Linked DNA regions of Homo sapiens: regions 2 and 3 are each linked to region 1. Evidence: chromatin loops called from intact Hi-C (ENCODE). Cell type or tissue: PC-9. All regions are shown on one strand. Each heading gives the region's core, and the rest is flanking DNA. Links, peaks and the distances in the headings are about the cores only. Region 1 overlaps DAPK1 (death associated protein kinase 1). Region 2 overlaps DAPK1 (death associated protein kinase 1). Region 3 overlaps DAPK1 (death associated protein kinase 1).

Region 1 (10,656 bases), core at 3,686-8,685:
TTTAGTATTACATTTTATTTTTACTGCTTCTTCCAGTATTGCACAATCCCATAATTATTGCTATTCAGCTAAAAACATGCCTCGAGGCATTGCAGAAGATGAGAATAATAATTTTAAAAACTGGAGTCAGCAACACGAACTCTTGAAAGCACTAGTATAAAAGCATTCAAGAAATAACTTCCTCTGGCTTCCTTGGACTTGTTTAAGAGATTACTAATGGCAAAATCAAGTGGAAATTTTAATGGATCAGTAGGTCTTTATGAACTATAAGTTCCCCAGATGAAAATCAAAATGCTGCTCGTGATGTATGCCTTAGAACAGGATTGCTGACCTAAGGTCTGGGAACCTGCTAAGGCTGTGGGCTTATGCACTGAGTATTTGAGAGCATTTTTCTGAAAAGGGGAGCACATAGCTCTCAACTACTCTCCAAGGGGGTCCCCCAAATGTTAAATTTAGAGTTTGCTTAGTTGACAGCAGAGTTTCCCGATCGGGTTCCCTTTTGTTGTTCTAGTGAACAGGTAAAAACTCAGTGAAAGGCAGACTGGGAATGTTCTCCTGCCTCCCTTTCTGCCCACAAGCCACATGTCTCATCCTTTTTCTTCCGCTTCCTCTCCTTATTGCCCTCATCTGTGGAATATTGAAAATAAATATTGAGGCCGGGCATGGTGGCTCACGCCTGTAATCCCAGCACTTTGGGAGGCCCAGGCGGGCGGATCACTTGATGTCAGGAGGTCGAGACCAGCCTGGCTAACAGGGCAAAACCCCGTCTCTATTAAAAATACAAAAATTAGCCGGGCATGGTGGCACACACCTGTGATCCCAGCTACTCGGGAGGCTGAGGCAGGAGAATCACTTAAACCTGGGAGGTGGAGGTTGCAGTGAGCCGAGATCGCACCACTGCACACCCGCCTGGGCAACAGACCGAGACTCCATCTCAAAAAAAAAAAAAAAAAGAAAAGAAAAGAAAAAGAAAATAAATATTGAGCACCCTAAGCACCAGACATAGTGCTCAGGGCTTGGGATACAGGGACAAACAAGACACAGCCCATGTCCTTAAGGAGCGGAGAATCGGATAAAAGAAAAGATCCCATGAATGGTTAACTGAATGCACATATTAATTATCAAGAAGCATATGCACAGGATGATGGCAAAGGCAGAAAGACTGCTGTGTAGATACCAAATATTTCCAATCACCCAACCCCCCCCACATGACAGACACAAGTCAAGGAAAAAAATACTCAGGTCTGATGAGTGAGATTTTGCTTGGTTTACTGCCTAGCTGGCCAGCTGGAACTTAAATATCAACAATATCAGGACCAGAACAATGTGTCTTCTCAAAAGTAGATTTAAATTCAGAGACAGAAAGTAGAAAGGTAATTGCCAGGGGCTAGGAGGAGAAGGAAATGTAGTTAGTATTTAATGGATACACAGTTTCAGCTTGGGATGACGAAAAAGTTCTGGAGATAAACGTTAGTGAGGGCTGCAACACAACGTGAATGTTCTTACTGCCACTGAACTGTGCACTTAAAAATGGTTCAAATGGTAAATATAGCCAGGCTCAATGGCTCACACCTGTAATCCTGACACTTCGGGAAGCTGTGTGGGAGAATCGCTTGAGGCCTGGAGTTCTAGAACAGCCTGAGCAACGCAGAGACCCCATCTCTACTAGAAATCTTAAAAAAAAAAAAAAATTAACGGGGTACAGTGGGGCATGTCTATAGTCCTAGCTACTTGGGAGGCTGAGGCAGGAGGATCACCTAAGCCCAGAAGCTGGAGGTTGCAGTGAGCTATGATTGTACCACTGCACACCAGCCTGGGTGACAGAGCAAGACCTTGTCTCCAAAAAAAAAGAGGTACATTTTAAAGCACGTGCATTATACAACAATAAAATTATTTTAATTGATTTTTTTTCTGTCTGTACTTGATAAAAAGAGATGCCACAACTGCCTATGTCTGCCCAGGTGCTAGAGAAAATTAGTGTGTGGGCCACAAGTTTCACAGCTCTAATGTACATTAGGTTCTTCCATATTTTCCAGAAAGTGGTGCCCCGTCACTGTTCAAGCTGGCACACTCCTTCCAGCTGCAGATATCCCTCCTTCCAGCTGCAGATATCCCTCCCTTGTCCTCTTTAAGATGGGGTCAGCGGGGTTGGGACTGAAGTCCTAGGTACAGAAAGCCCTGGGCTGTAATGATCTAGGCAGACCAAGCCTCACACTCCCTCCTGAGGACTTCCTGCCAAGCAGTATCCCCTCCCTACTTGCTGGCCTTGCCAGGCTCTGGGCTCCCTACTGGCTCCTGGAAGCTGTGGGACCCCAGGCAGGGCCCTGCCTGGGCTGAGAGGCACAGTCTCATGTTTCCAACACCAGCAGCCTGAAAGGTGAGCCAGCCTCGCGAGGCCTGCTGGCTGGTTTAGAACTTGATCTTGGTTATCACAGGGACTCCTCACCCTCCAAGCCCCTCTGGCTTACTGGCAGCTGAGATTATTCTAGAGTGTAGTTGTTGATCTAGATTCCGGCTGCCCACGGAGGCATCTGAGACTCACATCTGCTGCAGGCTAGACTTTCACGTGTCTATCAGCAGCGCCCGCCCCTCAGAGATGACAGCACAGGGTGATGCTTATCTTCGGGTCTCTCCTCCTGGGCTCTACGGTGACTCTCTCCGGCTTGGTTACAGCTTCTCCATGTTGCTGTATCAGGACCTGCACTTCCCTGAGAGAGTTCATGGGCCCCTCACCTTCCCTTGAGGATGAAGGAGGATGTGGCCCTGGGCCAGACCCCAACTCCCACCATGGGCCCATAATGGGTCCCTGGATCCCTTCTCTCGCCCTTATCCTCAAAAGCTGCTGTCCTGTCCTTCATCCACTGTCACTACTGTCCTGGGAACAGGACCTTCTCCCCAACTCCCCACTTCCTTACTGGTCCAGGTGACCGGATCTCAGCCTTTAAGGACTTCATCACCAACCTCAAAGGGAAACCAACAGATTGGCTTAAAATCTAAATTAACAGGCTGCGCACGGTGACTCACGCCTGTAATCCCAGCACTTTGGGAGGCCAAGGTGGGTGGATCATAAGGTCAGGAGTTCGAGACCAGCCTGGCCAACATGGTGAAACCCCGTCTCTAGTAAAAATACAAAAATTAGCCAGGCGTGGTGGTGGGCGCCTGTAATCCCAGCTACTCAGGAGGCTGAGGCAGGAGAATCACTTGAACCCAGGAGGCAGAGGTTGCAGTGAGCCGAGATCGCACCACTGCACTCCAGCCTGGGCGACAGAGCGAGACTCCGCCTCAAAAAAAAAAAAAATTCAAATTAATAGATGTGATGATGTTGCCCAGTTTTAAGAAGCAGGATCTGTGGTTTGTAGCTACTGTCTCCACCAGACTGAAGCAGCACTGGGGAAGAGCCATCCCGGCTGCTGGCCAAGGTGGGGGGACCCAACAGCTTGGCCTTCTGCCTTCAGAGGACCATCCTTCCACATGTGTCCCCAGGTTAGCCCCCTCCCCGGGGTCAGGGTATGTATCCAAGAAAAATAAAAGCACACGTCCACAGAAACACTTGTGCAAAAATGTTCCTAGCAGCTTTATTCACGACAGCCAAAAACGGCACCCATCAACAAGCATGGCTTGGTACAGCTTGGCTTAGCTGTAGTCCATTTCTAGAATGGAGCACTACTCGGCAGTAACAGCAAACCACTGGTACATAAAACAACCCAGGTGCTGCTGTCATGGGTTGAATTATGACCCCCTCAAATTTGTATACTGATGTCCTAACCCCCAGTACCTTATTTGTAAGGTAGCTTTATTTGGAAATATGGTCATTGTAGATGTCATTAGTTAAGAAGGGTTCATCCTGCAGTAGGTTGCACTCCCAATTCAATATGATGGGTGTCCTTAGGAGGACCATAGGTCCTTAGGGGGAAATTTGGACATAGAAAAGCAGAATGCCATGTGCAGACTGGAATTATGCTGCCACAAGGCAAAGAACTTCCAGGAGCTAGCAGAGAAGCCTGGAACACATTCTAAATGACACCTTGATCTTGGACTTCCAGCTTCCCAAACTGTGAGGCAATAAATTTCTCTTGTTTGAACTACACAGTCTGTGGTATTTTGTTATAACAGCCCTAGCACACTAATGTGGCTGGCAACAGAAGTCTTGCACAAAATAATAAACACATTCTAGGATCTCATCCACATGAAGTTCTTGAACAGGTTAAACGAACCTATGGTGAAAAAATCAGAACACTGGTTTCCTTTGGAGGGATGGGGGTGGGAATGATTGAGAAGGGGCAAGAGAGAACTCTCTAGGGTGACGGTTAATGTTTTGTGATTATCCTGACAGGGGTTCATGTTACCCAGGGAATGCAATTGTCAAACCTCATCAAAGGACGTGCTTAGGACTTCTGCATTTCACTACATATAAACTTTACCCGACACAGAAAAAACCAGCAACAAGCACCGAGCTCTAGGAAATGACACGCATGACGAAGCCTTAAAAGGATGAGGTATACAGACACCTGCAACTTACTTTGAAATGCATAAAGTAATGAAGATGGCGTGACAGAGGGAAAGATAAAAAAAATGTTCATTGTGGATCTGGGTAACAGACAGATGGGTATTCATGATACTTTTTTCCCCCACTTTTCCATATATTTGAAATTTTTCATAACAAAATGTGGAAAAACATTAACACTGATCATGGTTTCTTTTGGTGCTCTGCTACGAGTTGTACAAGTGCATTGCTGAGGCTCTAGAAGGCACGTCATAAAAGCAATGTAAAAGGAGGGGCGAGGGGACATTATTTTGTGCTGAGATGTGTACTCTTTGTGATGAGAAGTGTTCTTCATTCTACATTCTTTGTAAAACTAATTTAAATTGTGTGAAATGCCTAATTAAAACAGAATAAGGTTTGGGTGATACTAAGAATTTTTTCGTCATTTCAGAGATAGTGAGGATAACCCATACCAACAAACTACATTAGAATGAAATCCCCAGCAATCTCATTACTATATAACCCCCCCATACAAATTGTTCTATTATAAAGATACACGTATGGGTATGTTCACTGCAGCACTATTCACAATAGCAAAGACATGGAATCAACCCAAATGCCCATCAATGATAGATTGGATAAAGAAAATGTGGTACATATACAACATGGAATACTATGCAGCCATAAAAAGGAATGAGATCATGTCCTCTGCAGGGACATGGATGGAGCTAGAGGCCATTATCCTCAGCAAACTAACACAGGAACAGAAAACCAAACACTGCATGTTCTCACTTGTAAGTGGGAGCTGAGTGATGAGAACACACGGACACAGGGAGGGAAACAACACACACTGAAGCCTGTGGGGGATGCAGGGAGGGAGAGCATCAGGAAGAATAGCTAATGGGTACTGGGTTAATATCTAGGTGATTGGATGATCTGTGCAGCAAACCACCATGGCACACATTTACCTATGTAACAAACCTGTACATCCTGCAAATGTACCCCTGAACTTAAAAGTTAAAAGCCAAAAAAAAAAAAAAAAAAAAAAAAAAAGGAATGAAATCCACTCAGTGGGTGGTGAATTACCAAAAGGATGCATTCTTTACAACCTACTGTGGAGGGTGGATTTTGTCCATAGCCCCACAAAACAGAACCAGATCTTCAAACATACACAGGAAGACTCGGCTGAGAACCTCAGGTACAGTGCAGCGCAAATCTTCAGTGCACGCTCACCAGGAGCAACATCAGTACTGTGTTCCCAAGACAGCAGCCAAATCCATGCAACACTGGTTCAGAAATGGTTATCCCAAAGAAAAGATACAAAATAATAACAGTGCCATGCTTTCCTCTTTGAGTGAGGGAAGAAACTCTGAACACAAAATTTAGTTGTTGTTGGGGAATCCAGTGTTTCAGCATTAGCTCAAAGAAAAGAGTATCAATCAATTCCACTTTTCAGTAACCAAATGTTTTCTATTGACTACCTTACCAAACTTATATGTTGCAAGAGAACAGACCCAGGAACAGGAGAAATGTAGTCCACAAAGTGGTGAAAAAGAGAGAGAGAAAATATAGGAGAGAATCATCATTCCCATTTTACAGATGGTGATACTGAGGTTCAGTGTTCCACGTCACATAGCTATTTAGGGGGAAAACCAGGGGTCTAACGCAGGCCTTCTGACTTTGGTCCTGGTGAGAAAAAAAGATTGATGTTTAGGAAACAGCTTTGCCCCTCCAAGCCAAGGGGGCCTTGCGAAAGGTAATGGTGAAGCACACAGCCTCTGCCACCAAGCTGGAGAGTGAATCCTGATTTGCTGGCTGTGTGACCTCAGGCAAGCCTTACTCTTTGTGCTGCATTATTGCTGCCTAGAGAAGTTAGCATAACAGTGTTCATCTGACAGAAGCCCCAGTGAAGTGCTTAGAATAATGCCCGGCCCTGTACATGCCGAATGAATCCAGACCTGTGCTTCTCAGCACTTCCGCCACCAGCTGGGTGAGGTAGGTGACTCACTTTATGTGTCAACCTGACTGGGCCCTGGACACAGATATGTGGCCAAACATTATTCTAGATGTTTCCGTGAAGGTGCATTTACCAGGAGATTAACATCTAAATCAGCAGACTCTGAGTAAAGCCAACCACTCTCCCTAATAGGGGTGGGTGGGATCATCCTATCAGTGGAAGGCCTGCAGAGGGAATTCTGCCAGCAGATGGCCTTCAGAGTCCAGATGAGGCCTCAACTCCTCCCCGATCTCCACCCTGCACCCCCACCCCTGCCCCGACTACCCCAGCAAATTCTGGACTTGCCACCCTCCACAATCACAGAAGCCAATTCCTTAAAATCAATCCCCTCCTCTACACACACGCACACACACACACACACACACACACACTCTCTCTCTCTCCACACACACTTATGGTTCTGTTTCTCCGGAGAATCCTAATACATGTAGCTATTTAAATTAGTCTTAAATTAACTAAAGTCCACAAAAATTAAAAATGCAGTTCCTCAGTCTTACTATCTGAGTGCTCAGTAGCTACATGTAGGTAGGGGCTACTGTACTGTTCAGCACAGATACAGAACATGTCCACCACTGTGCAAAGGTCTTTTGAACCGTGTTGATCTAGAGAAGGAAATGCATCTTTTCTCTGGAAGCCAGTAACAGGTTTGTGAAGACAACAGTGGAGTTCTTGGCATCATCATCATCATCATCATTAATACAACATCAGGATTTTATTGATTATTTTTATATCAAATTATTATTATTACTACTATGTTGGGTTTTCAAAGCCTTCTACAATTTTTTTGTTTTTTGGGACAGGGTCTGGCTCTGTCACCCAGGCTGGGGTGCAGTGGTCTGCTCTTGGCTCACTGCAACCTCCGCCTCCCAGGCTTAAAGCATCCTCCCACCTCAGCCTCCTGAGCAGCTGGGACTATAGGCGCATGCCAACACACCCGGCTAATTTTTGTGTATTTTGTAGAGACGGGGTTTTGCCATATGGCCCAGGCAGATTTTGAACTCCTGAACTCAAGAGATCCACCCACCTCAGCCTCCCAAAGTGCTGGGACTACAGGCATGAGTCACTGTACCAGGCTGATTTTTTTTTTCTTTATAAAGCTAATATGGAATGCAGATTGCTCTAGGCAGTGCAGCCTCTTCTAACGTCATCGGAGTCCTCTGTTAAAAGAACAGGTAGGGAAAACAAAGAGATGAGATGGAAAGGAGGGAGAACGGAATACAAGAGAGAAAAGAGAGCTGGGTAGAGAGAGGATGGGGAAAGACAGAGAAAGGCTCATTCGTCTTGTCACCCAAAGCCAACATGCTGTCTCTGGATTGATCCCACATCTCTGTTTTCTGCATGTTTGATGCTTTAGCATTGAGGCCTTGTTGACCCTGGAGGCACTGCCCCTCCCAGAACTAGTGGATTCCTAGAAACTGTAAACTCACCTGCCCATCTTTCCTATGCAGACCCAACCAATTCAGAGCTCAGACCACCCACCCCTACCTCCTATGGGCCACAATTCTGCCTTAACCAACCAAGGGTCAGATGCCAGGCAACCAGGGACAGTATCTACCTCCCAGAGCCTGCTGAAATTCCCCAAACTAGCCAGCCCTAAATCCTGTCCATTCCTTTCTGCAGAAACCACAGTAGAGGCTCTTGCTCTCGTTTTCCCCTCACTCCCACTGCCTCCTGACGGACCCTGCTGCTTCTTGGGGCCTTGCATCACATGGGATGCTCCTCCTCTTGGGAACTGTGAGATCTTTTCATTGACGGTCATCTCCCAGATCTGTAAGCTTCACCATATCTGAATAAAACCTACATTTTAAAATGGTTTTGCTCCACCACCACCCAATCTCACCACAGGAAAGCTCAAGTTTATTTAACTGAAAATCAACTTCCCAGCCAAGGAGCTGGCTGGACTCTATGACTCAACCCTCTATGCTATGGGAAGTACTGAGAATCTGTACTGCAAAAACAAAAACAAAAAACAAACCCTCTTCTTTTACACTTTCTGAGGATGCAACAAAATGGTCTTACAGAATCATGAGCAATCACTGAAATATAGCATCTTATGGAACTGATGAGACAATCAGATGAACCCCTTTATTTTAAGGCTGAAATGTGGCCAGGTGTGGTGGCTCACACCTGTAATCCCAGCACTTTGGGAGGCTGAGGCGGGTGGATCACCTGAGGTCAGGAGTTCGAGACCAGCCTGACCAACATGGTGAAACCCCTTCTCTACTAAAAATACAAAATTAGCCAGGTGTGGTGGTGCATGCCTGTAATCCCAGCTACTTGGGAGGCTGGACAGGAGAATCGCTGGAACCCGGGAGGCAGAGGTTGCAGTGAGCCAAGATCCCGCTATTGCACTCCAGCCTGGGTGACAAGAGCAAAACTCCATCTCAAAAAAAAATTTTTTTTAAAGCTGAAATGCCTCACCGAGGCTCACCAGCCGAGGCAAGCCTAAGCATTCTGACTGATGTCTGTCTAGTTTGCCTATTTTCTTCTAGTACCTTCCATGTTCGCCTAAAATTGAAACTAATGAATTACTTAGAGTTCTTGCTTGTGGTCTACTGATCCTCTAGTATTATGTGTATTTTAATTAAAGCAGCCATTACGATCTCTTCATCCCAAGTAACTGCCAGAGCTGAGATTAACAACAGTTTAGCTGTTGGTTCAGGAACCCTTTCTAAAGCTCATTACGCACTTCCTAACCCTGCACCCGGGAGCCTGGTTTGCAAGGAGAATTGGGGAGATCAGTCAAGTGGAGGCCTCAGATTTTCTGAATAAAAGGTGTTAAGCACTTTGGCAGCTGGTCTGACAGCCTCTGCTCTTCAGGAGTTTTGTACTTGCTGCAAAGTGCAGGGATAGCTGATGATAATCTTCCAGATAGGAAGGCAAATTTGAAAAGCCATCCATCAAATTCCGAAAGTAACCTAGATTGTGTGGGGACAACCACCAACAGTACTGAAGATGGGCCTGTCCTCAGGTCCAGAGTGGCCTTGTCTGTGAGAGGGTGGGGACTGGGCTGCAAAGGTGCATGGAAGCAGAGCTGTGTCCCTACCTCACCTTGCTGGGGTAGGGAATGGGACCAAATTAAAATCTTCACTGTTCAATTTCATCCTCTAGCAAAATGTCTTTCTTCCTGCATTTTGGGTACTCGTAGGAAAATTAGCTTTATGTCCGTCTTAAACATGCCTTTTAAAATGATCGTTTTCCAGCTGTCCCTTGTTCCCAGTTTGAAGTCTTACATGCATAATCCATCTCACCAGTAAGAGCCCGAGAAAAAGGACTGTAGGGACCACCCAAAGCCAGCTACCAAAAATAAATGTTACAGCCACTAAAAATATCACAAAAATAATAATTTTCAGAAAGCTGCATATTGTGTTTGCAAGGAACATTAGAAAAATTTTCTGGTGTATGTGTATACTTATATGCATATTTACGTGTACATACATTAATGTACACAAGTGTGTATGTATGCATGCATACACACATACACACTCACATATATTCTCATGTACTATATATTCTTCACCATATCTATAACATTTTTCCCTGTTCATCCATGCAATATCTAAAAATGAAAATTTGTCATTGTCAAAAAGCATTTATTAACTGAAACTCATGACAGAGATTTGAGTGAGTGGAGTTATGGGTGATTTTTCTCATGTTTCTAAAATTTAGATAATGAATTATGTTGCTTGTACAATTTGTAAAAGTTAAGCTAACATATTTATATACTTATTCATGTATGAAAATTTGTCATTGTCAGAAAACACTTATTAACTAAAACTCATGACAGAGATTTGAGTTAGTGCAGTGATGGGTGATTTCTCATTTTTCTAAAATTTAGATAATGAATTATGTTGCTTGTATAATTTGTTAAAGTTAAGCTAACATATTTATATACTTATTCATGTGTGTTCCTCTTCTGAAACGTTAACTGAAATAATTTCATAGATTGAATCCCTGCCTTCCAGAGGATTATATATTTACAATTTCTACCTTTATTATTTCAACATGTTTGTTTTTAAATATGACAGACTGCTAATTAAGGCCACATGAAATCTTCTGAGTCCTCAATCCTTAAAACTATAGCATAATACTATAATAAACAAAATCCAAACACACAAGACTACAAAAACAAAAAAGAAAAAACAAAACCCTCTTC
Region 2 (10,656 bases), core at 3,457-8,456, 52 kb before region 1:
GGAAGCTGGGGACTGGAGGGGTGGGAGAGGGAGATGAGAAACGCCACAGAATAACCTGCCGCAATCAGTTTCCCATAATAACATCCGACGGGCATGGCTTGCCTGAGAAAATCAGCAACTTGCTTTAAAAACAAGTCCTTTTTGAGTGATTCTGGCTCAATTTTACCCATTCATATAATTAGTGTTGATGGAATTAACAGTTAAAAATGGGGTTCGTGCATTTAAGATGGAGGGGGAAGAGATGGGGGAAGAGATAAAGAGAACAGAGGAAGAAAGGCAGAAAAACAAACAGAGAGAGGAAAGGAATAGAGTGAGAGGGGAGAAGGACATATGCTTGAAGCTTAACAGGAAACTCAGAAAACAGATGTGCTCACGGCAAAGATGAACCCCAGAAAGTGGTGAACCGCAAGACTGGGAGACCCTCTTGCAAACTGGGTGGAACCACAGTGATGGGAGTTGCTCTTTAGAGTTTGTTCTAGATCCCTGCAGCTGGGTTTCAGGTCAGGCAGCACGGCATTGTTCTCACACACCTCATACAGCAGAACCAATTCCTGATCCCTCTCTCGGGCTCGCTGTGGCGTGGTCCAGCTGGAACGAAGATGCCAGCTGACGCCCACCACACCCTCTCCCCAGCCTGGCCCAGGCGGCACTCACAGTTCCAAGATCAGGATGACGTCCGTCTTGTTCTCATAGACCTCGTGCAGGGTGATGACATTGGGGTGCTGGATCTCCTTCAGGATGCTGACCTCCCGCTCGATGTCCTCGCGGCTCACACCCCGCCGGCTGGACTTAGTCCTCCTTTTCTTGATGAATTTGGCGGCATACTGGAGGCCGGTGCTTTTCTCACGGCATTTCTTCACAACCGCAAACTGTCCACTGAAAAGAGAAGATGGAGGATTCTTTATCGTTCATAAAAAAAACAGGATTTGAGTGAGGATGTGGCATGGTGCAGAGGGGGACAAGAGAACTGTGAATAGGAAAGTTCCAATTGTGGAAAGTAACAAATTAGGTAGGGATGTTTCTTATCATCATTCATTTACACTAAGCCTGTTTCTTTATAAATAATGCTGCAAGGAATATAAACTTTTAAAGTATATTTTATTGAAAGAGTGATCATGTCTCCATTTCTGTCCTCTCCTCCTTCCCTCCCACTTCAGGTCCTGGGACAGCAGCAAGGAGCTCTGTGATCTGACCTCACTTCCAGCAAACTCTTTTCCTGCACGTCTAGTCTCTGAGCCTGAAAAACGAGGGATTGAGACCAGGGAATCGGTAAAAAAAAATATATATGAAGTCCTGCCTTCAACAACATATTTCTAGCACCAATATTAACCAATTTAAATACACAGAACAGAAAAAGGTCTATTATTTTGTTTATAATTAAGCGACTGATAAGTCATATGTACCAAATATTTGTTGGTCACTTCTCCAGCATTATCTCCCCTCTCCTCCCGTCTCAAGGTATTTCTACCCAGGGATCTTTGTGGTTTTGGGGAAGCCGATTCCACCCCCAACTGTAAATACGGATCATGTGACCTAGGCTGAGCCAATCAGTCCACTCCATTCTCCTGACCACAATGCCAAGTAAGACCCTTCAGAGGATGCAGAGACACAGGCTTTCTGAGACTCTTTTCTCTTTTGAGTGTGACAGAACCCCCCCCTCAAAGCCGCTGCCAACTGTCTTGGGACCATGAGGAGAGCCACTCTTAGTTTGAAGACAACCACTGCAGAAGCAGAGCCAGTAAAAGGAAAGAAACCAGGTCTGCAGTGACACCATGGAGTCACTGGATCAGCCCCGGCCTGAAACCATCTGCCTGTGATGTTTCAGCGACATAAGCCAATAAATTCCTTTTATGGCTCAAGTCAGTTTGATGGGTTTTCTACTTCTTGCAGAGGAAAGCACCTTAAACATCACAGCAAATAACCAGATTCCCTTTCCCATATATTAAAGACTGTAATAATAGAACTTGACTCAAAATAATAAGGGGTAGGCAGTAAGTGCGTGAGACGGTGAGAGGTACACAGGCCCCACTGATAGTCAGCGGAACACAACGGAAAGACCCTCCCGGCCCCATGCTGGTGCCCTTCGTTCTTCCCTAGTGCCCAAGGAAGGGTCGATTCACCCATCACAGGATCTGTATGTTTCTTGGTACCTGCTGGATAACTGCTATGTAAAGAATTATCACAGGTATTTTTAGCTGGCTTTATCCTCACACGAAGACAAAAGCCAGAGAGAAAAGCAAATTAAGGATAATATTTTGATGTTAAAGAATGGATACTTTAAAACGTTACTCATTTACTTTAGCAGTAGGAGGCCAGTGAAGAAGGAACACAGAGAGAAGGATTATCTTTATAGCCGTGTCAAATTTTTTGCATGACAGGTTGTTAATACCCGCTTTGTCCCTGCAGCAGGATAGCTGAGAAGCTGAAGAATAAATCACACTGGAATGCCAGCACCGACTGCCTGTAAACTCGCTACCTTAAACAATTACGGGGTCTATGTAATGACTTCATTACAACCAAAATCCAATTTCTCTGAGGAGTAAAAACCTTCCCTCTATTGTGGGGCGGAGGGTGGCAGAGATGGGGCATACGGAGAGAAGAGGGAAAAGAGCTTGAATTCAAAACACAGTCAGCTGCTTCCTTTAGAGTCCAGGCCCCTCCTTACAAAGATGTTATTGTGTCCCCACCAGGCAGATTCAAAAGGACCCAGGATAGGGAGGCCCAGCCCAGCCCAGCCAACCAACAACCAAGCTGACAGTTCCAGAGGCTGGGCCCATTCATACCTCACACATGGCCAAAGCAACTTGTCTCAGAGACTTCCAACTCAAGGCACACTCAGTAGTTTCAATCATGGTGCTTTAAAATTCAAAACTAAAAAGCTGAGAGAGAGAGAGAGAGAGAGAGAGAAACAGAGAGACAGAGAAAGAAAAACCGCTTTGGGAGGCCGAGGTGGGTGGATCATGAGGTCAGGAGTTCGAGACCAGCCTGGCCAACATGGTGAAACCCCGTCTCTACTAAAAATACAAAAATTAGCCAGGTGTGGTGGCGCGTGCCTGTAATCTCAGCTACTCAGGAGGCTGAGGCAGGAGAATTGCTTGAACCTGGGAGGTGGAGCTTGCAGTGAGCCGAGATTGTGCCACTGCACTCCAGCCTGGGTGACAGAGCAAAACTCCGTCTCAGGGGGAAAAAGAAAAAAAAAAGAAAAAAGAAAATCCTTCTGGCAGGAGAGTCACAGAGAATTTCAATGCAAGCCTAGATACAAAAACTGTTCCACGTGCGTTTTCACCTCCAAATGTTCTATATTGGAAGTTTCTCCATTTTATTTATGGGAAGATGGTAAGTAAAGGCAGGTTAGCCCTGATGGCAGGATGAAGGCAGGTGCTGAATGTCATGTGTGCTCATGCCCGAGGGAACTGTGGTGCCTTCGTTTACAGCAAAACCTGGGGAATGGACTCTGTCACCTGACAATGGATCCCTCACTCACACTGCAGGGTCCCCATACGAAAAGTGCTGGCTGGTGAGGAGGGGATAAGAGCTGGTGGGTAGGAAGGCTCTGTGTGGATGCTGGGGTACTGGCTAACCCTGACTGCAGAGAGTAAAATGAGGGTCTAGAATGAGCTTGGGAAACTTGTTCTAGACCTACTGCAATGTCACCTCTTTTAAGATACCGTTCCCTATTCTTCCCTGACACCCCTAACAATCTATTCCCTTTCCTCCAATCTGCCATATCCCTGAGTCGAAAGAGCACCCCATACCCCTCAGGGGCACCTGCTGTTTTCTGCCCATTCTTGCCTTTCCCACCCTCCCAGACTGCCAATGCCTGGGGGACAAAGGGCTGCCAGGCTCATCTTCACATCTCCTGAGGCCCTGGGTGCAGACCTACTTCATGTAGTCCATGCACAATGCACATATGCTGCAGCTGACGCCTGAATCTATAACCCTGAGAACCCGAGGAGTTAGACAAAGTGTTCTGCATTATAGTTCAACAGAATTGTGTAACGGCTAGAAGCCAGCTGTGTAACCCAAGGTTTATTTAGGACTTAGCCACTCTAGGCCTCAGTTTTCTTATCTGTAGAGTGGGCATAATAAGTGCCTGTCTTGGAGGGAGTAGGATGAAATGAGCGCATGAAGTGTTTAGGACAGCACCTGACCATAGGGAGTCTTCAGTAACTGTTAGCTATTATTAATCTGCGACAACTGGAGTTATTTTCATCAGCACACTGTTGCCCCAGTCTCACAGTGATGCAGTATTACCCCCCAAGTACCTACCTCTCATGACTGCCAGAGAGAAAAGAGCCCTCATAGGACAAAAAAAAAAAAGCCCATGACAGGGCTGTCCTGTGCTAACGATGTATACAACTATTGCTAAATCCTCACTCCCTTCCTCCTTTTGCTGCCTGTCCCCACCCAGAGGGTGTGTTGCCACTTATAACTGCTCAGGCAGGCTGGCCCTGGCCTTGGGAGCTCAGAGTCACAAGCTGAGCCAAAGTGCCAGCAGCCAGGCCCACCTGGGGGCCTCTGGGAGCCTTTGTGTGTGATGGGTAAGCCTGTAGGGCATTTCCATAGCACAGTCTCCTCAGGCAGCCAGCAAACTGTGAGGACAGACTCCTGGAGGAGCAATTCTTCCCTAATCAGAGTAGTTTGCTTTGTGAGGTCTAATTTGAATTGGACTGTTGGTGAATTGCTGCTCCGATCCCTTCCTTCCTGGGCAGCTGGGCCTGGACCCGCTTTCCACCCTGGATCGGGACTCCTTTGGGGGGACAGTTCCTCTTCACCCAACCTCTGCCTCCCCAAAGACAACAACAACTTAAAAAAACAGCTTGTGTGTTTACTTTTCTGGTGAGGATTCCTAAATCGTGTGCCCTCAGAGGAATACCATGATCCAGCTTCAAGGGCGAGCTCAGACAGACCAGGGAGCAAAGCGAATGCACATAAAGCAGCAAGGCCACTGCCACAACCACGCTGGGGGCGCTTGTCCCTTCTGCCCCCTCCTCACACCCATGCACTGAGGCCAGTCAGTAATTAACAACGATACGGATGGCTGCATTATTAATTAATTACCATTAATACAGCTGGGGCTGTTCAATGGATGGGGGAAGGTAGCTTTTTACTGGAAAAGAGAAATTCTTTGCATGCTATGACATTTAATTTTGATAAAGCAGTACAAGTGATCCTTATTATTAATGGATTTTGTACTGGTGAATTCACCTACTTAGTAATTTTTTTTTTCTTTTCTTGAGACAGGGTCTCGCTCTGCCGCGCAGGCTGTAGTGTGGTGATGCAATCACAGCTCACTGCAGCCTTGACCTCCCGAGCTCGAGCAATCCTCCCACCTTGGCCTCCAGAGCAGCTGGAACTACAGGAGCATATCACCACACCCAGCTAATTTTCTTTTTTTTCTTTTTTGCAGAGATAGAGTCTCGCTCTGTTGCCTAGGCTGGTCTAGAACTCCTGGGCTCAAAGCAGTCCTCCCACCTCGGCCACCCAAAGTCGGGGAATTACAGGCATGAGTCACTGCAGGAGGCATAAAATTTATTTGTAACCTCCAAGTCAATATTTCTGGCACTTTCACAGTCACTTGTGGACATGCACGGATCGTGGAAAATTGGAGAGGATCGTGGAAAATTGGAGAGGCTGCTGCACACGTTCCTAGCTGAAGTCAAACAGCTGCCTTCTTGCTTCGGCTCTCACACCATAATCGAGTGTGCTCTCCGCAGCCCATTTAGTGTCATGTTTTTTATTGGTAATTTCACTGTATACAATGACCCCCAAGTATAGTACTGTGGGGCTGTCTAGTGTTTCTAAGCACAACAAAGCTGTGATATGACTCAGGGAGAGACTATGTGTGTTAGATAAGCTTCATTCAGGCATGCGTAATGTGCTGTTTGCCTTGAGTTCAATGTTAATGAATCACATATACATATACGATGTCTTTAAACAGAAACACACATAAAACAAGGTTGTGCAAAAATGACAAAAATGATTTGACCAGAGACTCACAAGAAGGTAACCCTGGATTTCTCCTAAGAGCAATGGTTTAGTGTTTGCAGTGAATTTCTAGAGAATAACTCTCACACATAATGAAAGTCAACTGTACACCAACTTTTTTTCCCCAAAAAATGCACTAAAATTTTCCATCGTTTAATAACTGACAGAACAGTCTGTTGCATTAGATATAGACATCACATTAATTTTAATATTAAAAACTTTCCACTAAATGTAATAAACATTTATTAACTACTCATGGTCAGATACATACAAAGATAATGAGACACATTCTTCCTTTAATGAGTTTTATATTAAAAAACTTGATTCAAATGTAATCACCAATTTTATTAAAAAGAGGAAACGCACGGCGAAAAGGAGCAAGCTTCATAAAGAACAGGCTGACATCTAATTTCTCTGTCTGACTCACTGATATATTTAATCTGACTACTACCTCTGCAGTCACTGAAGAAACTGTAACCAGGATCATATGCAAGGCTCTTTACACATATTTCTTTATTAATAATCACAACTCCATGAGATACACATCGTCATCTCTTCTGACCAATAAGAAAATCAGGTCTCAGGGAGATTTTTAAAGATTGTCCCAAATCACTGAGCGAGTAAGTTGCATAACTAAGAAATGAACTCAAACTCAAGTGTATTCGCCTCCAAAGCTCCAGGTACTGAGCCCCATTGCTGTGTGGACCTCGTACATATTATGTTTGTCATACAAGACATCTCACTGTGAAGTTACAGACAGACTCCAGCATCACTCTAGGAAAGTGTTTTGTGAGGGGAAAGCAAAGGGCAGGGGTTTGTGGTTAAATCTGTTTGGGTCATATTGCCTTCTCCTCCCAGTTGAAGACTCACAAGGTGTTCTAATTAATTAAAACCTTTGCTTTAAGATGCTCTGAGATGCCATGCAATAAAAGTACAACATGTTTGTGAATTCAGGAAGCATTCTAGTAACAATCAGAAAGAAACCCAAGTTGATTCTCAAGGTCAAGGCACAAGGATGGCAGCATTCCTGTTTCTGTAGGTCTTCTATAGTTCCTGGTGCCTTAAAAAGAAACCTGTTTAACTTTTGTTTAATCCAGTCAGTTCTTACTGTCAACTTTATTTATTTGTGGGAGGCTCTGTTCACATGGGAGAATGAAGGTGTGGATATACAATGTCAGAGAAGACGCAACATTCAGAATGGAAGGAAAAAGCATAATCTGACTGGACATGACAATTAATGTCTCTGCTGCATAAGCTGGTGCCAAGCCCAGGGTCTAACCTTTTCATTGCTGGCCCTGATCCAGACATGCCATTAGAACAAGTTCTCACCTGGAGCAGGTGAGTGCAGATCAAAAAAAAAAGTGACGAAAACAGCATCTCCTTTTTCATGTTTTTACTTTAAATATGCATCTACCGAATACATATGCAGTTAAAAATTATTTATGGTAACTAGTATTACGATGAATTCTCTATATTAATGCTGGAAACAGATCTGGTTTAAATCTAACAGCTGACACGTTCCATCTTTACGCTCCTCCCAAGTCTTTCCAATATGGTTTCTCATTAACACAAAGTAATTTCTACTTTTGAACTCGTTATCAAATCCCTGGCTCGGTTTTAGTGGTGGTTTATGGGTGATCTATTTTTGCAGAAGACTTTTGCTGCCAGAGTAGCAGGCAGCTTGAATTCTGCCAGAATATTAGAATTACAGGTTGTAGGTAAGGGGTGAGGAACAGAAACGGTTTCTCAAGGATGAGTTAACATCTGATAATAGTTCACATTTACAGCAGGAGATAAGACCCTGAGGGTTTACAGACTAGAGGAGAGACAAGCATGAAATACTTCACTGTGGGAAGAAGAAAAAAGGGGACGCAGTTGCTGTTGCAGAGAGGGTGCAGTTAGGAAACCCCTGCCCAAGCTGGCCTCCTAGGCTGTGCCCTGAAGGCTGAGCGTGAGTCAGGAGTGGAAGAAGGTGTGTGTTTAGGGACAGGGTTTCCGAGAGGAGGAACAGTGTGAGCAGAGGCAGGAAGGCATCAAAGAGCCTACTTCGTATTTCTAGAGGAAGAGAGGAGCGGCAGGGAGGCGTCAGGTCAGACACACAAACAGGGCCCTGTGCAGATGGAGCAATGTCAGCCCCAGCTCTGCCAATAACTTGAGAAAGCAGGAGGCCTCTGTGAGCCTCAGTTTCCCCATCTGTGCAAGTATGATGACAACATGAAATGAGGACATGCATGTGAGCGCACACTGTTTTCTCTAAACACATCAAGCACATGGAAAGGATGAAAATTACCAAGCTGTCTAAGCTTCGTGAACTTCTCAGAGAAGCCAAGAAGACAGGATTTCAGGAGCTGAAAAGCAGCACCAAACTTCTCCTTGACATTTTTCTATGCAACAACTTTGAAATCTAAATGTTAAGTCTCTACATTTTCCCCCCCATTGGAACTCAACAAAGCTATTTTCATTTCGGATGGAGACATATTTGGTTTGCCTCCTTTGGTCCTCAAAGGCCCCTACAGCTTTGCTTAGATGCTGAAGCTTTCAGCTGGAAGTAGGTGATGGGAAGCAGACAGCACCTTCCAAAGATGGATTCAGCTGTCTTTCTATCCCACATGCTCTCTTGAGTGTGACCCTCCAGTCTCTAACCCTTGAATCTGAGCAGGCACCAGTAACTTGGCTAACCCACAGAATGTGGCAGAAGTGATCCTGGAACTTCCGCTTGAGTTCTCAGAAGCTCCCTCTTGGAAGCCAACCAACAAGCTGGGAGAAGCCCAGGCTGTGTAGAGAGGTCGCATGCAGTTGCTCCTGCCCGCAGCTCCAGCTGAGCTGACAGCAGCTGTGAGAGGCCAGGCACGTGCGTGAGCCGTCATGGACATCTGGGCCATCAAGTCTTCAGATGGCTATAGGTCCAGCCAACCTCTCAATGCGACCACCTGAGAGACCCAGGCAAAACCCCCTAAGCTGGGTCCAGGCAGCCCACAGAAGCACAAGAGTTAAGAGATCATGATAAACTGTTATTTTCAACTACCACGTTTTGGAGTGGTTTGTTATGCAGCAATGGGTCAGCAGAACAGCACTGAAGAATCTGGGATGGTGGGTTTAACAGATCGCCCCAGAAGCTGTGCAGAGGAAGGATTCGACACAGAAAGTGACTAGGTCACAAGCAGCCTCACAGGAGAGCATGGGAAAGGAGTGAGGGTGTCCAAACCACCCTGAATGCAGGCCCTGTCCCAGGCTCAGAAAAACGGGCCCTCTCATCCCATCAGCACGCATGGACTCACTTTTCAAGTTCTCTGCTTCTCATCATGGCAACAATTTCCCACCTTTCAAGGAAAGTGCTGCATCATTTAGGAGGGACCTCAACACAAACAACAAAACTCAAAGACCCTCACTGAGATGCCTTCAGTGTTCTGGCTGGGCAGGGCTTATTGCTGGCCTCCAACTTTACCTTCCCCAGTCTCTGCGGTGAAGCAGATCTCCACCCTGGGAAACACACAAATCCCAAATGCTATACATGATCCAGTAAATGCAGCTACCTAATCTTCCTCCTGCCTGGTGTGAATGCCCAGTGCGTATCTATACTGACTTCACCTTTAGCAGAATGCGTGTGAAGAGGAAACACTCTCCCTGCACCTTCAGCGGGAACCCCTTCTTTGATCCTAACCCCAACATGTTCACGGATTTCAGCACAGGATGAAGGCAAACCCTGTATGGGAACTCAGTACTTCAGCACCAAGTGGTACACAATTCCCTTGGAATGTAGCCCACACCTGGAGTTATTCTCTTTCTGCCCTTCAAGAAGCTACGAGGCAGAGGAAAGCAATACTTTTTACCAAAAAAAAAAGCAAAGCGGTGATTTTTAAAAAATTATTATTATCATGAAAAAAAAGTACAACCCTCCAAAAACTATTTTAAACTAATACAAGGGCTCGGTTAAATGGGCTGTGATTTGTAGAGCAAGCAGCTCAGGTTGCCACGGCACCAACAGGGAGAAGCAGAGTTTACTGAGGGGATAAACAGCAGTCCGTCACCCTGGGAACCAGAACAACACACAGAGGTAGGAAAGAGATGCAGAAAGAGAAGGGCGAACAGCGCAATGGGCCAAGGAGAGCAGAGGAGAGGTCGGTCCCTTGGCGAAAGCATCCTCCCAAGGACAAGGTCTCCTGGAAGACTGCAAAGGAGAAGAAGGTGGCATAACCGAGGACCCAAGGCCAGCGTGGGTCGGGCTCCACGCACTGGTTTGGTATTGCACGTGGGGACAAGGAAACCAAATATGCTGAGAGTCAGGTAGCTCAAGATACCTCTTTATCATTAAGAAATTTACAAACCAGAGCGGCTGAGGATTAAACTGAGGGGAGATTAGAAAGATAGCAGTGGGTGCCTTCATTCACTCCCCCTTGTTCCTATGATACCTCTTTGCAGGAGGAAGGTCCAAGATCCATCTGGAAGAATATTTCCCAAAGTGGGTCTCTGGAGCTCATATAAAGAGATGCTGCTTGGAGAAAGGGAGTCATGGCCAAGCAAGTTTAAGCAAAAGTAGGTAAACAGAGTCACAACAGGGTGCTCTATGCAGGACTCAGCTAACTGGCCCTTTCCACGAGGGGCAATAGCATTCGGCATTTCACATGGTTTGGGGTTGCTGTTAACCACAAAACCTTTTTCCTTCCTTAC
Region 3 (10,656 bases), core at 1,110-6,109, 94 kb before region 1:
TTTAGGTATAACACAGACTCTCTTCCTGGATAAGGAAAAAGAAAAGCCTATTGCAGCAAAGAAATGATACCTTTGAATAAGATATTCTCAATTTGCAATTTTTCCAATTACAGAATTGTTTTCTGATCACTTGAATTTCTTCCATTGCTAGGTATAGAATAACACGGCAAAAATCTCTGAAAGCTGGTCCCAATTATAAAAAACAGAAAAATAAAAATTAAAACAATAGGCTCTAAATAAAGAAAATAAAGGCTAGAAATCAGAAAACTGATGCATTTCTAATTACAAAGGAAAAATAACTGGAAGAGTAGTGAACAAAAACTGGAAAAATCTTTGCCACTCTTTCAAAATTCACATTAAAACTAAGGAATTAGCTAGAAAAATCCTAAACAAAATTTCTGAACTTATAAACACAGAATTATGACCACTGGAATTTCAAATCTGGAAAAGTTAATCTACAGAGGCTGAATCTCTGCTTGTGGGGGAGAATGGAGAAAGCATTTCTCTCCATCTGCTTTCTCTTCTCTATAGATCTGAATCCAAACACTTTTCATGTGGGTTTTAGTAATATTTGTATAAAATGCATGTTTAAGAATGCTTTTCTATCACAATTGAAGTCAATGACTAAGAGGCGTTTACATGAAAGTGCAAGTCAAGAGAAATGGGGAAAACAGAAGGAATAAAGCAGATTGTTATGACTCATCCCCATGATTAGAATATGGAAATAAGGGAATCTGACCTCTGGGAGGGTATCTTTCCACCTGGAGCTCCTACAAGACCCTTGGTCCCTCTCCTACCCTAAACTTTTCACTGTGACACATGTATTGTCTCTCAGTTGAATATTCAGTGATTTCAATTTGCAATCTTTAATCATTCTCATTATCTTACCTAGAGTCACAGTTTTTATCTTTTCACTGGTTGTGCAGCCACCCTCTAACAATTCCCAAACAAAGCCTCCTCTTCTCTCTCTTCTCGCCCTAATCTGCTTCTCTTTTGCTTTTTTTTTCAAACATCTCCAATCCCATTTCACTCCACAAGGCTAGATGTGAAGCCTCAGTGAAGCTACTAACTTAAGGAGAAAAAAGGGGAGCTTGGTGTTTGCAGTTCCCACCCTGAAGTACTTGGCTCCACCGGGAAAATGCTGACTATTCAGTTAAAGGGGCAGGGTAGTTCCCGCAGGACAACCGTGGCTGCCTTGTCTGGAGTCCCCTTCACCTCCTGACTTAACAAAGCCCCGTTGTTTGATTGTCAGGGGAAAGTCTTGTTGAATTCGGACACTTCCACTCGTATCTGAAGAGCTTATCTGTGATTAGGTTTCAGTTTGGATTAGAGGGGAAAATAAAGAAAATAAAGGCTAGAAATTGGAAAATAAATGCATTTCTAATTACAAAGGAAAAATAACTAGAGAGTACCGAACAACAAATTTGATAAATCTTTGCCACTTTGTCAAAGTTCACATTAAAACTAAGAAAGTTGGAGTTACATTCAAGGGCCTTGGGCAGTCAACACCAGGCCAATCATGCAAGCAGGTTTGGCCTTCTGGTCTGCTAGGAGACACATCAGCAAGCAGCACTGCATTCTCCCTGATTCTCTGGTGTGGGTGTGTGGGAAGGGAGTGGCGGCTGTCTGCCCCTTCTGTGCTACTGTTAACCAAGATTCTTCTATGTCAGTGGCTACAGTTCATGAAAATTAGGATAAGCTCTTTTCTCTTCTGCTGGCTAGCCTCTCTTTTACCAAAATATCAGTGCGTGTGTCTCTATGTGTGTGCATTTGCTGTGCATGTGTGTATGTGTGTGTGTTGCGGGGGTGGTCTGTGCTTATGTTTGCATCGAGGTGGAGGGTAGTGTTAGAGGTATGGGGCTATGAGGGGGGACAGCACCATCCAAATCAAAGAGAAAAAAAGAGGAAAGAAGCAAGAGGGTGCATCAATCAGCACCCCCAAACCCCTCCGAGGGGATCAAGAATAAGCTTGCCATTTCCACAACTTCAGGTTCCTGGGAGGTTGAACAAATAGAACAGCTTGGTCATTCTGAGTACCCAGTGCTAAGAAAGGAGCACCAGGGCTCACGGGTTTGCTTACCAGAGTATCATCGCTTCTGGCAACACTCATGTTACTTCTGGACAGGAATGACCTGGATAATCTTTGGCACAGTGATATCAAGCGAACGGATTGCTTTTTTTTAAAAAAAAAAAAAAAAAAAGGGAGGGCGGGGAGGAAAAAGGCAGGGTGAGAGGAGGAGAGACAGCTTATGTAACAATTGTCAAATGAGTACAAACGACAAAGCCTGCGAGATCGTGTTCATTGCTATCAGCACACACTCTCCCAGGGTGGGCAATCCTACAGCAGAATGGGTTGTATTTGCTTAAAGAATAATTTTAAAGGTCTTATAAATCAAGACAACAGGATATAGAGATTCTCCTTCCATGTTTCATTATTGAACTACAGAGCTGGACACCCCACATCCTTTCTCTCTCTATATTTTCTTCTCTGCTGTTTGGAGAAGGTGATCTGACCCTTGCAGATCACCCTCAGAGAAGCACAGACTGCAGGGGCCTTGCTCTGTGTCCTTTGTGCCACATAAGCAGTGATGGTAGACAATGTGATAACCAAAACGCAACAGCTGTTGGAAGTGAACAGCTGGGGGACCTCTTAGTCTATAGAACAAACATCTCTGCATTTACTCTCTAAGGCAAAAGTACAGTTAAAGAATGAGAGCGAGAAAGAGAAATGGTTGCTCTCTCTCTATTTTAAGCCTAATTCTAAGGACTTTTGGGAATCTAGTGCTGTGGTCTTCCTCATCCCTACCACGGCACCCCAAAATTGGTAGGTGTGAAAACGAGGTACATTTCTGGCCCTGAGCTGGGAAGACACGGTAGGTACCCACTTCCTCTAGGTTTGACATGACCCTGGGCACAGGAAACCATCCCATCACCTTCTTAGCCCTGAAGTGTGATTTGTTCCAGGAGGTCTGCAATGCCTTCAGAGCAATGTCCTACCCAGCCCCTGTGGAGGCCATCCACACTGAGGAAGGAGAACAGGCCACCCTGCAAATGCTCACGGCCCCACCCCACCCCCACTCCAACCACTCACAGATAAAGGCTGGGCTGAGAGACCCACTTACCCAAGGTACAGCACAAATGTAATCTCATGCTGCTTACCACAAAGAATGAATTTATTTAAAATGTGGCTTGTAGTATTAGAAAAAAATTTCACTATAATTTTACAGTGCTGCTATAAAAATTTGCACTGAGAATAGTTTTGATGAAAACAACACAAAATTACATTTAATGGTATCAGTTAAAGTGACTAAAATATTGTTTTTGCTTGTTTTTCAAAATAGAGTAATGGTGCAGAACACTACAGGGTGGATTAAAAAGAGGAAAGGATGTATCTTCCATATTACCAGTATCAGAGGAGATGCACCCTGACCACACACTACTCTACACAGGAAACAGAATTTGTTAATCCCTCCACAACAAACAATCTTACTTTCCATTTTTTCCGGGCTGCAAACTTCTTGAATTTCTCCATGTTTACTGCTGATGCTTTTCTACTAAGTGCCTGTTGTGTATCTTTAGGCTAAAATAAAAATCCAAGAAAAAAAATTAAAGCTCTCAAATTATGAAAATGTGTTATATGACAATTTTTTGAAACATCTCCTTATTCAGGATGCTTACACATTCACCTTATTAAATTAGCATAAGAAGTTGGGATAACATGGAATACCTAGGCACCTAGTCTTAGCGGGCTCACTCTTCTATCTCAGGGTTTCGTATCATCCATGGACACTGGGGAGAAGTAGAGCTTGGGGTCAAACTAAATCACAACTTTCCACACTGATAGTTTGGGAATGGCAATATTCATGGTGAGGCTATGTTATGAGGCATTTGAACTTGGGTATCATCAAGTAATGTAGAGCTGAGAGGGATCTCAGAGGTCAGCAAAGTTAGTTTGGCCTATAGCAGGAGAATTCCTTGTATTGTATCTTTTTCAGTAGATGTATTTAGCTTTTGTCCTCCACCTCTGGGAGGAGGAGACACCATAGCTGGCTAGGAGAACCCAGGTAACTGCTGGGAACTTGCACAGCAAAGCTATTTGCCCCCAGAGCCTGATTCTGTGATGTTCACTTCTTTATTTCATGATTTTATTCTGTAACTATCATACTTTCCCACCCTTAGCCCTTTCTGCCCTGGATTGAAGATACTTTAATCCAAATGTCAACCAGGCCAGGCAGGTAATGTAAAGGTGTAATGTTCCAGGGCGCCCTGTTCCCTAGCACCAAGGCACCTGTGCCACTTCCCAAGGCCACGTGGAATGAGGGCTCAGTGTCAGCAGATCTTCAGATTTCCCAAGAGAAGCTGGAAATCCAGATTTGATTGATATTTACATGCTGGAATCAACATAAAATGTTAAATACACTGTTTGGGCCAACACCCCACAGGTCACTCCAAACACAGTTGTCGAGTGGGCTTGACCTTCTTCAGTTCCTGCTCTGTGCTCGCTTATTCCTCTCTCCCCACCTCTGGGATCATTAGTATACAGTCTAACCTGTCAGCTTTTCTTAAGATACGATGCAAATAGCAAACTTAACACTCCAGGTGTGACCTGTGGTTAGCAGTACTCTATGATACATGAATACCAGGGTGCCCAAACCAATCACATAGAAAGTGATCTAAACAGTTTCGTAATATGCAACTCACCTTGATCCAGGGATGCTGCAAACTATCTTGAATTGTCATTCTCTTCCTTGAGGGGAGGGGGAGAAGAAAAAAAATGCTGTGACCATAGCAGCAAATACTAAGGTTGTTTTCATGCTGGCTGGGCCTGCCAAGCAGATACTGTGGAAAATGCAGTTCAGGGAAGAAAGCCAAAAACAACATCGGTCTTTTTGTGATTATTTCACTGTGCCTGCAGGGACTGACTGAGTGGGGGCAGAGGGCCCTGCTTGCATTTTCTGAAGCGTTTCACATGGCATGCTGCCCTTTGGCAGATGAAGCAAGCAGGGTCTGAGGAACGTGGCCCTGTGCATGGAACAGACACAGGCTCTGGGCTGGCTGAGGCCGTGGCCAAGCACCTTTCAGGAACGTGGACACTCACTTTGGATCCTTGACCAGAAGTCTTCTTATGAAATCTTTGGCTAGGGCACTGGTATTACTGAAGTATTCATCCTCAAATTCGTAGTTGACAGCGGATACATTTGCTAACGTTTCTTGCTTAGTGTCTCCAAGAAATGGGGAGGCCCCACTTAGGCTGTTAAAAATAAAGTTGGGCATAGAACATTAATGATGACCCCTTGGTGTTGTCATTTTGCTCCTATAACATCTGGAGTGTGGAATAAGATTATAATCTGGTGCTCGAATAGTCACAGTTTGATTATATTTCATAGGGCTTTAACTGTCAGGAGCAAATGCTTCAGCTTCAGGCAAAAGGATTCACTTAACAAGTTAATCTGGAACAGCGTCTGGTAGTTTAAAGGAAACCTGTTTTCTCGGCAGTGATGGACAGCTATGCTTTCTTTCAGTGATTATGCTACAGTTTCTGATGACTCATTTCAAATTAGGAGAACATGTTTAATTAGTATAAACTAAACATGTTTTGGGGGTGTAAAATGAATATGTTTGCATCAAAAGCATGCATAAGCTGAAGAGATCAACACAGCACATTTAATGGTTAATTAAACCTATGGTCTCATAGAAGAGAAGAGAGTATGAGTTGTGAATTCTGATACTTACAGGATATAGGTTATTACCCCGATACTCCTAAAAACAACACAAAACAAACAAAAAAACATGTCAGAAGAATAGTCAAATAAATCAGAAAGCAAACAACACCAAGGACATACTCCTTACCACATATCTGCCTCAAGACCAAGAGGTTCATAGTTGACTATCTCAGGAGCTAAGAGGAAACAAACACTCATTTAGCTTGGGAGGAAGCAAACTAACCGATTCTATCTTCATGCAACAACCAGGAACATGTAGCAGGGAAAGAATCTTCTAGCAGGGGAGGTTTGCCAGAATAATGTTTATGAGACGTAAATGACCACAGGAGCAAAGAAACTTACCGACAAACTCTGGAGTCCCAAATATGTTTTTAAATTCATTTCCAAAGTCAATTTTATGGGCCAACCCAAAGTCAATGATCTTGATCCGAGGTTTGGGGACATTTCTATCCAAAAGCATTATGTTCTCAGGCTTGAAAAAAAGAGAGAGATAAATAAAAAGCTATGATATGTTATGCTGAGGACAAGATGGCAGAATAGTTCTTCTCTCCAAAAAAAAAAAAAAGGCCAAAAAGTAGGGAAGAAAGGGTGGTTGGAAGAGAACAGCAGGAAAATACATGTCTTGCTCTAGGTTCTCCCTGAAGCAGGCCTGAGACAAGGATTCGGATGCAAGTGGGTTATGTGGGAGGGGACACCAGGAAACACTTGGTAGAGAAAGGAGATACAGGAAACAGAAGGAAGCTGCTACGAGGTGTCCTATCAAGTGGGGGTAACTGGGGGAATGGGAGAGGAAAAGGAGAACTCAGTGTTATTCCAATTGTAGCAGGAGGGAGCTGGGGTCTTTATCCACCATTTCTCCATCCTCCATGGCTGACAGTTGCTTCTGTGGACATTTTTCTTTTGCATTTCCAGCTCCCAGGGCCAGAAACAAGATGCCAGGAAGAGTCACAGGTATTTGCAACAAGCCCTCTGTTAGGATGTATATGAGTGTGTGCTTTTGCACATTGTTTGTGGGGCCAGCAGGGACATGAATGGGACATTGACAGCTCTGCTACAGAAGAATGGGGAAAATCCTCCCTCCTCTGAAATCCTATCCCAGCTCTACTGGTCTGAATCAACTACTCGGATGGAGCACGCGCTGCTTTACCAGACCACCTCTTCCTGCCTTGAACTGGAACTTCCCACCATTGCCACTTCCTATTGCTCCTGTCGTGTCTTCCCTTCCCAAAGAGACCACACCTCTGTCATGGCTGGGAGGACGGCTTACATGCCCTTTCATCTCCAACAGCGTCCTGCATCCAGCCAGGCAAATGCCCCAATTAGCCAATCTGAGTTTGGTTTGCTTGATTATTGGTGACAGAGTCAGGCCATACGCCTTTGCATCACTCAACACATTTTCTATCTTAACATGCCCAGAGCCACAGAAGGAACCAGTGCCAGTCACTAGCTGCTGGCTAGAGCAGCCCCCTTACTAAAAAACCTGGCTCCTAAGACCCCTTGTATTCTTTACCAAGAATTCCAGAATGTAATCAATTATCATTAAGCCTCTATCCCACAAAAAGGTTAGCCATCCCAGTGGGGGGCATGTATCCTATGCTTGCCGATTTATAGTGATATTTCTGTTTGTTAAACTGGTACAGGAAAATCATGTAACTCTTTCAGATGCCTCAATTTTTCTTAGCAGAGAAACAACCAAGGCTGTGATCTGCACAAGCTTCTATCTGGCTTACACTTTGAAACGTACCTTAAGATCAAAGTGGGCGATTTGAAGGGAGTGCAGGTAGTAAACACCATTAAGAATTTGTTTGAGAAATTCAGTTGCTTCCTCTTCAGTTAAAGATTCCTTTTCAGCTAAGAAGTCAAACAGCTCGCCACCTGCAACGCTGAGAACCCGGAAGCAGAGGTTATTGGTAACAACTCTGTTTCATATTGATTCCTTCTCTCATAGACTATTGGTGCGCTCAAACTTCAGACAAGAAAACAGCATAAAGACTATGCTGAAACCGCCAAGCATGGATTCAGAATTCTCTGTGCAGGTTGTTGACAATTCTGCATTCAGACACATTTGTGCTTGAAAGCACTTGGGAACCATTTTCCTAAGGTTCCGTGTTCACAAATGAGAGGAGGGGCAGAGATGAAATGCTGTGAAGAAAATATCAGTGTATCTTGAAAACATTTTAATTAAACATACTTAGAGGTGATGTCTTAACTCTAATGACGAGAAAAAAATCTGCAAGCCAGCTTTGTACAGAATTTATAGTGTATATCTTCTTATTTCAATTAGAGAGTACCTGAAAAGTTCATAACTTGCATGTTTAATTAATTCTTTAAAACTCAAATTCACAATATATGGTCTGATAAGGGTTTTTTCCTCTCTTGTCTAGTATTGGTTTGTATGTAAATACTAACACATTTATAAAAATCACATTTAGTAGCCTGGGCGCAATGGCTCACACCTGTAATCCCAGCACTTTGGGAGGCTGAGGCGGGCGGATCACAAGGTCAAGAGATCGAGACCATCCTGGCCAACATGGAGAAACACCGTCTCTACTAAAAATACAAAAAACAACTGGGCATGGTGACGTGTGCCTGTAGTCTCAGCTACTCGGGAGACTGAGGCAGGAGAATCACTTGAACCTGGGAGACGGAGGTGGCAGTGAGCCAAGATTGTGCCACTGCCCTTCAGCCTGGTGACAGAGCGAGACTGTCTCAAAAAAACAAAAAAAAAGAATACATTTACAAAAAAAGCAAAATGTATGTTGTTGGTTGCGGATTTTTTTAGTTTATTTCTCTGTCCAGACTGTAAGTGGGTGGAGGGGAGTGGTCAGAACCTCCCACCCCAGCTATTGGCTACTGCTGTATGCCCCACTCCCCGCCAGAGCCAGGCACACAGCATGCATTCAAAACTTTATCAGGTGGATGGACGAACAAGCTCCCCTAAAAACTCCACGATAGCGATGAATGGCAAATAACAGGGAAGTTTTAATAAGAGTTTTTATAAGTTAATCTTTATCAAGTTTAACCATATATTCACAACATAATAATTAAGTGCAATTATGCACAAACTGCTGTATTCATTATCTCTCTTAGGGCAAGAGCGCTCCCCAAACATTATACCTTCCACATCTACATCCATTCAGAGTAAGAAAATTGGTGCTCATAAGATCAGATAAGAATGACAAAAAAGCTGTTTTCTTAAAAGTTTCAGATCCCACATGCCTTCACCCTCCAGGTCAGTGTTTTCCTTAGCACGGTCTAGAGTCCATGGGTATCAGAATTATTTGAGGATGCTTTAAAAATGAAGATTCTGAGCCTCACTTTCAATCTGCTGTGTGAGGGCTTCCAAGAATGGTGACCAGAAAACTCAGCATCTTTAACAAGCACCTGAAAAACTGAGACCATTTTCCCACGTCTTAATTCCACGCTCCTGCTGCAGGGCCTCCCACTGGTTTACGGGGATGGTGGAGTGACTCTCCTATCCCCAGGGGCCTGGCAGAGGTAGCCACACCCTCCTGTGAGCAGTCCACAGGCCTCCCCTATCCTCCAGGGGACACAGCAGGGCCTGGGCCCAGCCAGGACATCCAGGAGTCCAAGCGAAAGGTGTCCTACATGGACCCTGCCTCAGCAGTGGCCTTGCTCTCCTCCTGACCCTTCCCTGCACTCCCCACCCTGCTCTTGGGAGATGCAGTCTGCCCCCACCCTCTCCCCTCCCAGGTGTCCTTGGCCTCACAGCCCCCACACTGTCTGCCCACGGAACAAGGCAAGGCCTCCCGCTTCTCACTTTTGCATCTTATTCTTAAAACAAACAACGGGGAGAGAAAATCCTTCAACTATAGGGGGGAAAAAGTGGGAGATTGTGAACCAACCTCACCCAAAGAAAGCTCTCCCATCACACCTGGGTCTCCAGCCCTGGCTTCTGTGCTCTCTGGGGCGCCCCGCACCACTGGGCTGACTCAGGCACCGTGGCCACGTGATGTGGAGAAGTCAAGTGCCTGCATCCAGTCCAAGTCTTAACTTCTGCCACGCGCTCACCCTGAAACCCGGAAGGTTACCCCTTCTCTTGAGCCTCATTTCCCCAAAGAGGAGTCATAAGACCTCTTCCCTTGAAGGTTATGAGGATGAAAGGTAATAGACATGTGTAACTGGCAAGGCTGGCACGTGGGTAAGGTCCAGCTTGCGGGAACGAGTGTTGTTATAAAGAAGGCCACTGTCACCCCTGTAGCATACCACTGCTTCCTACAGGATCCAATATGAAAGCCCCTTCCTGCCCGCTCCTCCTCCTAAAACTGGTCCATTGGTTGAGCCTAACCACTGTGCTTCCCAGGAAGAAGGTGAGGGGAAGGAACTGAAACTTCTGCTGTGAATGTGGTGCCCAGCCGCCGGCTTTCTCTCCGTGGCCCTCTTCAGGGCCTCCCGAGCCCACCTCACTCGCATTCTGCTTGTGTTGTCTTAGAGTACAGAGATGCATTTTTCAGACAATGAGAAACGTCAGGAGTTTGGCTGCCTGGTTGGGGTGAATCTTCCAGCACCCACACAGCTGGCGCAGTCTGCTGGCCCTGAGTCCTTTCCAGGGACTCCACTGTCCAGCCTTCTGGCAACCCCATGCTGCCCTGGCCTCAGGCTTTGCCCGCTCTTCTCTGGCCAGCTTTCTCTCCCTCCCTGCCAACCTAAGCTTTCTTCAGACCCAGGATCTCCTTCTCCTGCCAGCTCCGTCTTCTGTGAGGCAGGATGGCAAAAACGAGGGGACCATGGTTCAAATCCTGCCAGGGCCTCCAACCTTGCTGAGCCTCTGACTCCCCTTCTATAAAATAAAGGGTAACATCATAGCTTACGGAGTCATCCTGAGGTTCCAGGACATGTAGCGACCCTTAGTGCTCAATAAATGCTGCTGTCTTTCTTCCCATGTGGCTTCAAACCAGAAGTCCTCCCATGG

The links. Peaks named below come from ENCODE experiments on the same cell type or tissue, not always from the same donor. Only the 100,000 strongest peaks of a DNase experiment are listed, where the experiment ranks them.
Region 2: it touches region 1 in a loop (4-fold over the local background); 7 of 110 quality-filtered maps call a loop at or near these places.
Region 3: it touches region 1 in a loop (3-fold over the local background); 2 of 110 quality-filtered maps call a loop at or near these places.

The regions. Positions count from the first base shown.
Region 1 is chr9:87,543,794-87,554,449 of GRCh38, reverse strand. All of the region lies in intron 2 of DAPK1 (death associated protein kinase 1), which reads right to left. It overlaps DAPK1-IT1 (DAPK1 intronic transcript 1), which reads right to left and starts at 996. Exons shown (of 2, transcript NR_146781.1): 1 at 860-996; 2 at 1-555. In PC-9, for the core only: no CTCF peak of the experiment used is centred there; a DNase peak (open chromatin) is centred at 6,489.
Region 2 is chr9:87,595,174-87,605,829 of GRCh38, reverse strand. DAPK1 (death associated protein kinase 1) reads right to left here. Exons shown (of 26, transcript NM_004938.4): 3 at 655-876. Among named protein-coding and RNA genes, the nearest start is that of DAPK1-IT1, 47 kb to the right of the region's middle. RefSeq lists enhancers at 303-362, 413-462, 4,885-5,478. In PC-9, for the core only: no CTCF peak of the experiment used is centred there; DNase peaks (open chromatin) are centred at 4,439 and 5,849; H3K4me3 peaks cover 875 bases; H3K27ac peaks cover 3,459 bases.
Region 3 is chr9:87,634,893-87,645,548 of GRCh38, reverse strand. DAPK1 (death associated protein kinase 1) reads right to left here. Exons shown (of 26, transcript NM_004938.4): 4 at 7,468-7,606; 5 at 6,066-6,195; 6 at 5,851-5,899; 7 at 5,734-5,760; 8 at 5,099-5,251; 9 at 4,702-4,747; 10 at 3,491-3,580; 11 at 2,081-2,173. Among named protein-coding and RNA genes, the nearest start is that of CTSL, 86 kb to the left of the region's middle. RefSeq lists an enhancer at 10,128-10,656. In PC-9, for the core only: no CTCF peak of the experiment used is centred there; no DNase peak of the experiment used is centred there.